Regions from separate parts of the Homo sapiens genome. Here region 1 is linked to region 2. Evidence: chromatin contacts called from ENCODE Hi-C data. All regions are on one chromosome and are shown on one strand. The core of a region is the stretch at or near the end of the contact, and the rest is flanking DNA. Distances in the headings are between cores, read along the strand shown.

Region 1 (5,285 bases), core at 561-3,060, 960 kb before region 2:
CCTCAGCTCTCATGAATAGAAATTCTCTAAGGTGCAGAGGCAAGCAGAGGGAAAAAGAGATTATCACAGTATCCCTGCTCTCCATCTATCCAAATAAAGTTGTCCTTGCAAAGATGCTAGTCACAAGCTCCAAATGTCAGCTTCAAATTCCCACCCTAAGGGTGTTCCAATACCACTCTAACCTCCTTCTCCCCTCCCTCCACCTCAGACTTCCAGCTGTGGTCAGACAGATTTGTTTGCCCTTCCCATACATACAACTTGCTTCATTATTTATATGTCTTTGCTTGGGTTTTCTATTAATGCTTTTGCCTCTCCTCTTTGTAATCTTTGGCTATCAAATTCCATCAAGTCTAATTTCAAAATTCACTTCCTCCAAGATTTCCCTGATTGTAATAAATCCTGTTTCATAAGCCCCTAAAAGTCAATTTCATGTAGCTGAAATATTACACTACAGCAAAAAGAAAAGGACATCGTTATAAATCACAGAATTGTTTCAATACTAGTTTTTAAAAAGAAAAAGAAAGCAATAAAATGGTGTGAGAAATAGTGTCTATTTTTCTCAAGTGTAGATTATTCTCTTTTTAAGAATAGGGATTATTGAGAAACATCAGTTTCATCAGAAAGAGATGGTGGGTGGAGAATTTTTCACAGGCTGTAACATGACTTTACAGAGCTTTTGTTGTTACCACATGTTGATGATTATTATTTCTAATTTCACATCAAGATTCATGGTTTTTCCCTTTCCGTCACACAAATGCATCACTAGCTTTACTTTTAGGCTTTACAGCCATCAACTGAGTGATAGTGATTAATAATGGAATGAAAGGGGAAACAAAGAATGGAAAGAAAAAAAGAAAGGGGCCGGGTGCAGTGGCTCACACCTGTAATCCCAGCACTTTGGGAGGCTGAGGCAGGTGGATCGCTTGAGATCAGGGGTTCGAGACCAGCCTGGGCAACATAGTGAAACCCTGCCTCTACCAAAAAAATACAAAAATTAGCTGGGCATGGTGGTGTGCGCCTACAGTCCCAGCTACTTGGGAGGTTGAGGCAGAAGACTTGCTTGAACCCAGGAGGTGGAGGTTGCAGTGAGCCAAGATCATGCCACTGCACTCCAGCCTGGGTGACAGAGAGAGACTCTGTCTCAAAAGAAAAAAAAAGAGAGAGAGAGAGAGAGAGAGAGAGGAAGAAAGGAAAGTGCTTCAAATAAGGTGAGGATGTGCTTTAAAGGAAGGAAAATTCTATATGTGGAAATAATGTAGCTGAGGGAGAGTAGAGGGCAGAAGAAGAGAGGCAGCACAGCAGGTGCACAGCCCTGGAAGGGGAAAGCCACCAGCCCCACGTCTTCCCTGGGCTGGGTGCTGGGACTGCCAGGCTTAACACAGGCTTCTTGTACAGCTCTTGACACAGAGAACTGAAGGATGTGCATAATGCAGGGGAGAGAAAGTAAGTGGTTTTGAACTTCGAGGTTCAACATTATGAAATACCATTTTTGTAGGTCAAAACCAGTCAAATATGGCAATTTCATATAGTTGCACCTAGTACTATTTAGTAAGTGTTCATCTAGGTTTTCCGGGAACATATATCAGTTTCTCAATTTAATCATAGGCTTTTTAGGAGCTAAGAACCATATCACCTTCTGTCTCTATAACCTGTACTCAGTGGGTATAAAACAAATGCTTTTTTTTTTTCAGTCAGGGATGATACAAAACAAGTTTTTTTCTTGTGCCACTGGTTGAGGCTTCCAGTACAGAGAGAGTTGAGTCACTAAACCACAAAGCATTCTGTCCCAAGAAAATATTTATTTTGTTTAACAATATTTTAAATTAGGGAGTGTTATCTCATCAGGTAGAATGATGAGGACTCTTGAGTCAACAATCTCTGCTCACAGGAGATTTTTATTCCTGCAGTCAAGACGAAGGTAGAAACTTTCACTTTGTGAAAATTGGGCACAATCTAACACAAAGAACCACTGTATTCATATTCTTCAGTTAAAATATCTTCATATTGTCTTTGTACCAAATTTTAAAGAATATTAACAATAATTCAAAAAGGAAACAAACTTATTTTTTATAAACTGAATAATGGTAGGACATATAAAGATGCTTCTAAAAATGAGAAATTCATAAAATTAAAAAGGAGATAATTAAATTTTATTAAAATTTTCTATTTCACACATTGTTTAAAAGGGAAGAATAAAGGCTATTGGTATTTTTCCCAGCTTTGATAGTTGCTTTTTACTGAAAAGGATCAAAATATTTTATTAGCAAAATTAATTTCCCAATCTGTCATCCGTTTTTTTCTTTAAAAGAAGAAAATCTTAGGTTTTCCTCACTTGGGAACCACTCAAAATATTTTTCTCTTTTTTTTTTTTTTTTCATTTTTTAAGTAAATTGATACCAGGTCTCACTATGTTTCCCAGGCTGGTTTCAAACTCCTGGGGTCAGGTGATCCTCCCACCTCAGCCTCCCAAAATTTTGGGATTACGGGCATGAGCCACTGCACCTGACCATATTTTTCTCTTGTTACCAAATTTAACAGTTACAATTTATGCTACTAGACTTTAAATATGAGAAAATCACATAACTGCAATTACTATTAACTCATTTATTTTTGAAAACCGAAAATATTTGACATCAAACCATTACATGAATCATTCCAATGGATTATTCATTTTGTCCTCTCACTTTCCTATCAATAGTTTATCTGTTTTACTAGTAGAAAAAGGAAGATATTGATCAACCGAAGAAATACCATGCAAAAACTTTGATTCTCTGCTTAAAATGTAAGCATGTTATGGGAAAGCAAACACATATGGATTATGGATTTACTATTTGCTTATAGACAGAGCCACACGCCTGTGACAATGCAGGAGGAGACTGGAGTGACGCAGTGGGAAGCCAACGAGAACACCAAGGATTGCCAGCAGCCATGGGAAGCTAGGAAGAGCAAGGAGGGATCCTTCCCTAGAGCCTTCAGAAGGAGCACGGTCCTGCTGAAACTTTGATTTTGGACTTCTAGCCCCCAGACTGTGAGAGAGAAAAAACTGTTAAGTGACCATGTTTACGGCAACTTGTTATAGCTACCCCAGGAAACTAATATACCACGCTACCCCAACGTGAATGTGCATTCTAAAAGACAGCTTGAGGAGAGGGCAACGTTTAACACAGAGATGAAATAACAGGTATTTCTGGCATCAGTAATAACTCAGAGGAAGAGATCTTTTTAGGGACGCTGGCCTTCAGAGTAGTTTTTAAATGAGGCTTGGCATGTGCCAGTCTCTTCCAGGGAGGTGTAGAATGGGCTGTCTCTTAGTAAAGCACTCTACTAAGCCCTGTGGAAGGAAGAAAGATAAATAAAAAGATGTACATGCCCTTTAAAGTCATCCAGGCACTCCAAAGACACCAAAAGTCCCAACATAAAAAGGTGCTGTCTCAGGAACTAAGAAACCTTGAAATAAAATCAAGAAGTACTGAGAGAGAATCTCTGAGCTAAAGAGAACTGTGTATCTCTATATCGTCCATTCCTTTAAATCCCAGCCAAGTTATACCATATCAAAGATAATTCCTGGTGGCTAAAGAATTAAATGCAGAAACATCAAATCATAAAGATTAGGAGCGTATTATGGCATATTAGAAGGGAAGGAAAACAACTTCCTACGATTAAAAGCAATGAGAGAAATAAAAAAGAAAGGCTAGGTGCAGTAGCTCATGCCTGTAATCCTAGGACTTTGGGAGGCCAAGGCAGGAGGATCAATTGAGCCCAAGAGTTCAAAACCGGCCTGGGCAACATAGCAACACCCTGTTTCTACGAAACAAACAAAAATCAGCTGAGTGTGATGGAGCTTGCCAGTAGTCCTAGCTACTCAGGAGGCTGGGGCAGGAGGATTGCTTGACCCCAGGAATTTGAGGTTACAGTGAGCAAACATTGTACCTCTGTACTCCAGCAGCCTGGGTGACAGAGTGAGATGCTATCTCTTAAAAAAAGAAGAAGAAAAAGAAAAGAAGAAGAAAAATATTGGTAGTTTTACTATGCAAAAATAAAAATTTCCATACATTAAAAAATTAAAGGCAATAACAAGCCAAGAAAATACTTTCAGCAAATATACCTGATGATTAGTTAAGAGCCATGCTAAAGAAACCATATAAATATATAAGAAAAATATTAGCAAACCCAATGAGATGAACAAGGGAAATGAAAAAAATAAAGCATTTGAAGAAATAAAGGGTTAATGAAAATATTTTCCCAACTTCAACTTCCCTATATGCAAATTAAAGTAACAATAGGATACAATTTTATTTGTTTTGTTTTTAGAGAAGTGGGTCTCTCTGTTGCCTAGGCTGGAGTGCTGTGGCTATTCATAGGTGCAATTATAGTACACTGCAGTCTCAAACGAATCTTGTGCCTCAGCCTCCCAAGTAGTTGGGACTACAGGTGTGCACCACTACACCTGGCTTGGGATACAATTTTAAAATTGATAATGTCCAATGGTTTAACATACTACTCGGGGGTGGGGGGGGTTATATTAATTGCTACAGTCTTTTAGTAAGCAATTTATTCATACTTATCAAGAGACTTAAAATGCTACTATACCTATCCCCTATAACTCTACTTTTAGGAAATGATTTGAAGGAAATAATTTTCAAAGCATTCAAAGATCTATTTATAATATGCTTATGGTAATATTATTTATGATAACAAAATTTGCAAAAAACCCATTCAGGTAATGACTAAGTAAATTATTGCATGTCCATATTATGGAATGCCATTTATCCTTTAAGTCATGGGGGCAAAGCTTGTGATATAATGGTAAGTAGAAAAGTAGAATAAGATTGCGGCCGGGCGCGTTGGCTCACGCCTTAATCTCAGCACTTTGGGAGGCCAAGGTGGGTGGATCACGAGGTCAGGAGATCGAGACCATCCTGGCTAACACGGTGAAACCCCGTCTCTACTAAAATTACAAAACAGTAGGGCGAGGTGGCGGCGCCTGTAGTCCCAGCAACTCGGGAGGCTGAGGCAGGAGAATGGAGTGAACCCGGGAGGCGGAGCCTGCAGTGGGCCGAGATCGCGCCGCTGCACTCCAGCCTAGGCAACAGAGCGAGACTCCGTCTCAAAAAAAAAAAAAAAAAAAAAGAGATTGCATGTCAACGATGTTACATATCTAAGAGCATACTGAAAGGAAATACACTAAAATCTGAACAGGAATTCTCTGGCTAGTTGGATCAGGACTGATTTCTGTTCTTTCTGTATTTTCCGAAATTGACATTCATTCTCTTATAATAAGAAAA
Region 2 (5,787 bases), core at 1,939-4,438:
TGCCTTGAGCAAGAAAAAGGAATTGTTTATCAGATTTGCCAAAGGATCTCCGGGGAGGTGGAGAAAGACAGGATAAACAAACCTACAACAAGCAAGGGTAAGCAAAGCACTGGGAGACTTGGATTATTTGTGACTGTCCGAGGTAATCTTTCAACCTGACACAAAGTAAGTAAAAGCTGAGAGAGAGAAGCAAATGTTAGCATGGACCAAGTCAGTTTCCCAGCGGTTCATGAGGGAACCGATATTAGATCATCTTGTCCAAACTCTGGTCCTAGGCTGACACAGAAATCAAATTCTCAAGACTGGAAAGACTTTCAATCAAACAACAAGGGTTTAAAAGATGACTGTCCTAGAAAAATCTTACAAAGAAGATGGTCTTACCACTTGCGTAGCAAATGTTCCATTGCGCACTTTATAATTTCATATTTTGTAATAACTACGCAATGGGTAAGCTGGTTACCTGCAAATCATATCAAAAGCGATAATCTTGGTTTTACTTCTCTAACCAATGTAAGCAAAGCAAGCACGTCTGATATAGCGATATAATACAACTTCATGGTTGGTATATAGGAACAAAAATTAAATTAACGCGCTTATTTCCAGGGCCTCAGAAAATAGTTTAGCGGTATCATATATTGTGTTTTCTTAGTAAATAATTCTGCAGGAACCCCTTCTTTTTCTTTCCTTTGTATAGAGCCCCAACTAGTGGAATATTGGAAAACTGCACTTAAAGAGAAAACATTTAAATAGGAGATGACCACAGGTCTCTCTTCCTCAGGTTAAGAGCCAGTAAGATCGTACAGACACTGCTCATTTTGGGGTGTGGAGATATGGACAAGGCGCTGAATTAAAAGGGGAGGGGTGTGTGAAACTGGCTTATACTTAGCTCCTCACAGGCATAAAGGGCAAACTCGTACTGATGAAAACAAGTGCAATCTCTGGCATTTGAAATGAGTCAATGGGCTATATCTATCACTAGTTTGAGAAAGGAAAATATTTATTGAGTTCAGAACTTATCTTCTTGAAGATATCTTTTCCAAAGAAAGAGGAAGATATCCTGTGACACAAGATTGTATATGTTGGAGGAAAGAGACCTGGTTTCACAAATTAGATGAGAAGGCAGTTGGCAACATTGTCCCACTGGTGCAGAACAGAACAGAACAGGTAACACTGTGCCTGTGCTGGGGTCGGTGAGAAGGAAGGGAGAAAGCAGGTGGAGGCAGCAAAGTGAAGGGAAGGACTCCCACACAAACAACTAAGAGTCAAATATAGACACCTGGAGAAGTGATTTATGACACAGATTTTCCTGAAGGAATGAAATCTTAGGGGTTCTCGGGCTTTTAACTTTGTTCCTTTCTTTGTTTGTTACCTCTCCATTTCAAGGAATCTCATGCTTGTAGATTTTTTTAGGAGTCTTGGCTCCCTTGCCAAAAAGCACCAATAAAATGCAGGCAGCCTGGAAAGGTTATAAAAATGCAAGATGAATTCATCAATCAGACAAGGTCTTGTCTGTACGTGCAACAGGGGGTTCACAGACAGGCTTCAGGGACTTGGTGGAGCTCCCTAACAAGATGTGTAACTTCTGTGTGTGTGCATTCTTCTGGATTTTATAGCTTTTATCAGATTCTCAAAGGGGCCTGTAACCCAAAAGAAGAATAAGGAATATAACTGTATAGAAATCTGCACACAGACCAAAAAAAAAGCAAAACTCACACTCACATTTTAATGGATGCCCCTCAGAATGATCCCAGACTCCATGAAATTCTGCTCTTAGAGAAGCCAAACAGAGATATCAGATTATTTCAGTACATCATGAGTCAGACTGTAGCCTTCTCTTTTATCATGCAATGACTCTTTGAACAGAGAGCTGCAAGACGTTTTTTGTTGCATTTTGCACTGCTGTGATGGCATAGGGCACCCTTCTCAAACCTCAACGTGCTGTCCTTGAGCAGGTTCCAAGCTGATTAACCTCCATTAACCAGCTTTCTTCACCGTGCATTAAACAAACAAGATGAATTACGCTCAAAGATCCAAAAGCAGCAGCAATCATTTTTGTTAGTTTTTCTTAATAGATTAAGCAGTGGAAAATAGAAAAAAAAAATGCTGAACTTTGGGACTTGAAGACTTACTCAGCACATTTGGTTGTTATCAAAATTAAATCATGAAAGCAGAGTTTTTTATACCACTTCATGTTTGTGGTGGTTATTAAATAAACTCTCCAGTTTTTCATTTCTTTTGAAAGGGGATTTGTTTAAATACTACTTATTTGAAGATTATTAAGTCTCCAGAGTTCAGGGATAACCAGGGCGATAATGCCATGGTGATGCTATCTAACTTCTTTTATGGCATCAGCTTTCCCATAGATTTTATTCAACAAATGACTTGGTTGTGAAGAAAAGCTGTTTATTAATCTGTCTGTCTTAGCCTTCACCTCCCAACCAGACAGTTAATCGTCCAAGGGGAGTTTGAGGGATAACTAGAGAACACACATCATCTATAAGTAATCCCCTCGTCAGATGGCATGTGGTCCAATGTCACTATGATTTTCCTTCTGAGCTGTTAACTCCCATTCTTCCTGCCTCAGAGAGGCATAAATGTGTTTTTAAAATTCATGAAAAACAAGATGTGTAGCTAATCTAAGAAATAATGTAAAACTTGCCTGCATTGGAGGAGGGGAGTGGGGGGGGGGGCCTTCTGTTGCTTTTGAGACTATAAGGAATTTATGTGATTGGTCGATGTCTTTGTGTCCTTATTGGAATGATTAGACAGGTCTTCAGGAAAACAGTTTTCAAAAACTGAGGTTTGGCATTTTTTGGTTTTTTAATTTGACTCCCTACCCAAGACCATTTTTAAAAAGTATTTCAAATATAACCACAAACTGTTCAACCAACTGAAAATGAAAGTAGGCCACTTAGAGGTTTTTGTCTAAACTAAAGCAAAATGTCTTGAGCTAATAATTTTAACCATTGGGAGTTTGCTGGTCATAAAAGCAGTTACTTTGGAATTAAGAAATAATAATTTTAAGTATTACATCAGAATTTGTAATTTTTCTTTTACGGGATATACAGATTATAGTTGGTTTTGGGTCTTTTGGGTTTTTTTTTTTTTTTCTTTCCTTCCCCTTAGGACTAAACTGACCTTCCTGAGCAGTGAAACCCCAGACTTGGACTTGGGCCAGCTGCCTTTCAGCACATCATTAAGAACTTGTGGAGATGCTGTTTAAATGTGAATTTTCCAGCACTCCTTCACCAGACAGATAGACAGTGCTAAAGCAGTCGGGGCATGTTTGACACATCCAATTTTTAAAAGCAAGAAAAGAGAAAAAAACTTAAAAAATATGTATATCAAAGTGAAAGTTAATGAATAATGAGGCCATTTGTCAGATACGCACAACACCTTTCAAGACGCTCTAGATAATAGCAAATCTGCGAGTCAATTTAAAGGATGAACAAGGCTTCAAATAAAGATGTCTTCATGATTTCCGAAGAAAGCAAGCATTCCAGAAATAAAGGGAGACCACTCACACCCCCTATATTCTGATGACTTAGGATCCCCTCAGGTATTGTCGAGGTCCACTATGGGACCTGATTAACCCAAAGAGTATTATGATACATATGCATACCAAAAAAAAAAAAGAAAAGAAAAGAAAAAAGAGAAGGCAGAGAAAGGGAAAAAAATGAAAAATCTGTATTTCCATTAGGTTGATAATGACATTTTAAGCCCGCTATAGGTCAAGACATGCAGATAAAAATAATAAGGTCAACTCATGAGCAGTGTTTTGGAGGTGAGCCATACCACCACCCAAGTGAATGGTGAACTGCACTTCAGCTAGCAGGTCTAGTCTTTGATAAATAATAGCAGCTTTCCTCTATTGTAGTCTGTGATGGCAGTTGAATATCTAACCATAAAATAAAGCAGAAGCAGCCAGGTGATTTGAGGCCATTTCTCTCATTTCACAGAATTATATCAACATGTTCAAAAACACAATGTATGAGCCCATATTCACAGCCAATTCTCAATTACCTGTAACTATGTTCCCACCTCCACTGCTAACCCAAAGTAATATCTAATTGATTTTGGAAGACATTTCAAATTGCTATACCTTCTGCCATGCATTGTGCCTAATTTCATTTTACTACCTTAGCACACTCTGATGGAATTGGAGGACTAAATGATAATCAACAATAATGACTGAAGAAGTGGCCTGAAATGCTTAAAGTAATGATGAAAGTTTACAAAATAGACGACCAATACAAAGATAATGACACATGCAAACATTTTGTTTTTACTGCTTTATTTTTTTATTATTTTTATTTTTTTTTTAGGTGGAGTTTCACTCTTTTTGCCCAGGCTGGAGTGCAATGGCACCATCTCAGCTCACCGCAACCTCCATCTCCTGGGTTCAAGCAATTCTCCTGCCTCAGCCTCCCGAGTAGCTGGGATTACAGGCATGTGCCACCACCCCGGCTAATTTTGTATTTTTAGTAGAGATGGGGTTTCTCCATGTTAGTCAGGCTGGTCTTGAACTCCCGACCTCAGGAGATCCACCCACCTCAGCCTCCCAAAGTGCTGGGATTACAGGCATGAGCCACCACGCCAGGCCTGCCTTCTTTATTCTTAATTTCTTTCTAATGACAGTTATGCCTTTTCAAATAACTTTCCACTGTGATTTTTCTCAATGATTTCCACAATGACAAAACGTGCTAAGTAAACTATTCTTAATTTTTTGTGGCAGAAGTATATACCTTGGGAGTATTACTATTGTTAAAAAATAATTGATAGTTTTTTCTACTTACAAACCAGGGTTGAGTTGGTGACAGTTTTTAAAGAAATTGACTTTTCACATAGTACAAGTTTTCTTAAGGTGAGTTACCTGATAAACACACTTGGCCTTTGTGATTTCCCTTTGAAGAAAAATATAGTCAGATCAACACACACACACACAAATATACAGATAATACTAATATTGATTATTTCCATTTGTTTAAAATGTATCTCCATATTGCAATAGAATTAATAAGATAATTTTGTGTCTCTTCTCTTGCAACTTGTACAAAATCCTGAAAAAGAAACTAAAAACTGATTCTGAACAAGTCCCATATGCTTGAAAATTTTGAGTTTTGCTTATTTAACAGTAGATAACTTTTAGCAAATCAATTCAAATATGCAAAGAAAACAAAGGATTGCTTTAAACAAGTTATTAACAAAGGTATAAGTATAAAGGCAAGTTGCTCCTCCTTGAATAAATGTATCTTGGCTTTGGTAAGTCTCTGTGTCACGTCCACAGCAGATAGAAGTATCAGAATGTCAGTTCTGTTTGTTAATGGCAAGATTCCAATTTTAGAATTTTGACCTCGTCTGTACTCCTTTATACCTAATTTTAAAGAAATATGCCATTATTATCTGGCCCCAGACTACATATTTTTTAAATTTAAGTTTTTATTGATGTATTTCTTGCAATATACTTGGGAAGGATGCCAAAATGTTAACATTGACATCAATAAAAAATAATATAAATGCTTTAAATGAAAGAGTGAAAGAAAAGAAGAAAGATAAACCATTTCATGTCTGTAGCCATATTATTGTCATCATTAAAGTAGAGATACAGTAAAAGTAAGAAGAGATAAAAGAATGGCACACACATGTATCCAATCATATTTATCTCAAAAATATGCCAAATTTCCATTTAAAATGTCATGGCATTTATTATTTTTAAACCATTCAAAATTTCTTCTTACTGAGGTTCTTGAAGTGGGCTCCTATAATTTGAGTAGTTGAAGACATTAT

The links. A loop is a pair of places that touch in the nucleus more often than their neighbours do. Pooled maps may share reads with other maps.
Region 1: a loop to region 2 is called in a map of MCF 10A, with 6 times the contacts of the local background. The contact joins two enhancer-like sites. A Hi-C loop is called at or near these places in 6 of 168 maps with a recorded cell type or tissue (IMR-90, MCF 10A, OCI-LY7 and 2 more), 7 of 37 single-sample maps with no recorded cell type and 19 of 50 pooled maps.

What each region holds. Positions count from the first base shown.
Region 1 is chr6:106,436,141-106,441,425 of GRCh38, reverse strand. The region is part of intron 1 of CRYBG1 (crystallin beta-gamma domain containing 1); the gene reads right to left. Among named protein-coding and RNA genes, the nearest start is that of CRYBG1, 78 kb to the right of the region's middle. Within about 2 kb of position 1,810, at least 3 of the 41 ENCODE cell types and tissues checked have a DNase peak (open chromatin) inside an H3K27ac peak, as active enhancers do.
Region 2 is chr6:105,479,797-105,485,583 of GRCh38, reverse strand. It overlaps LOC105377921 (a long non-coding RNA gene), which reads right to left. Exons shown (of 2, transcript XR_942832.3): 2 at 4,278-5,787. Among named protein-coding and RNA genes, the nearest start is that of PREP, 80 kb to the right of the region's middle. Within about 2 kb of position 3,188, at least 5 of the 41 ENCODE cell types and tissues checked have a DNase peak (open chromatin) inside an H3K27ac peak, as active enhancers do.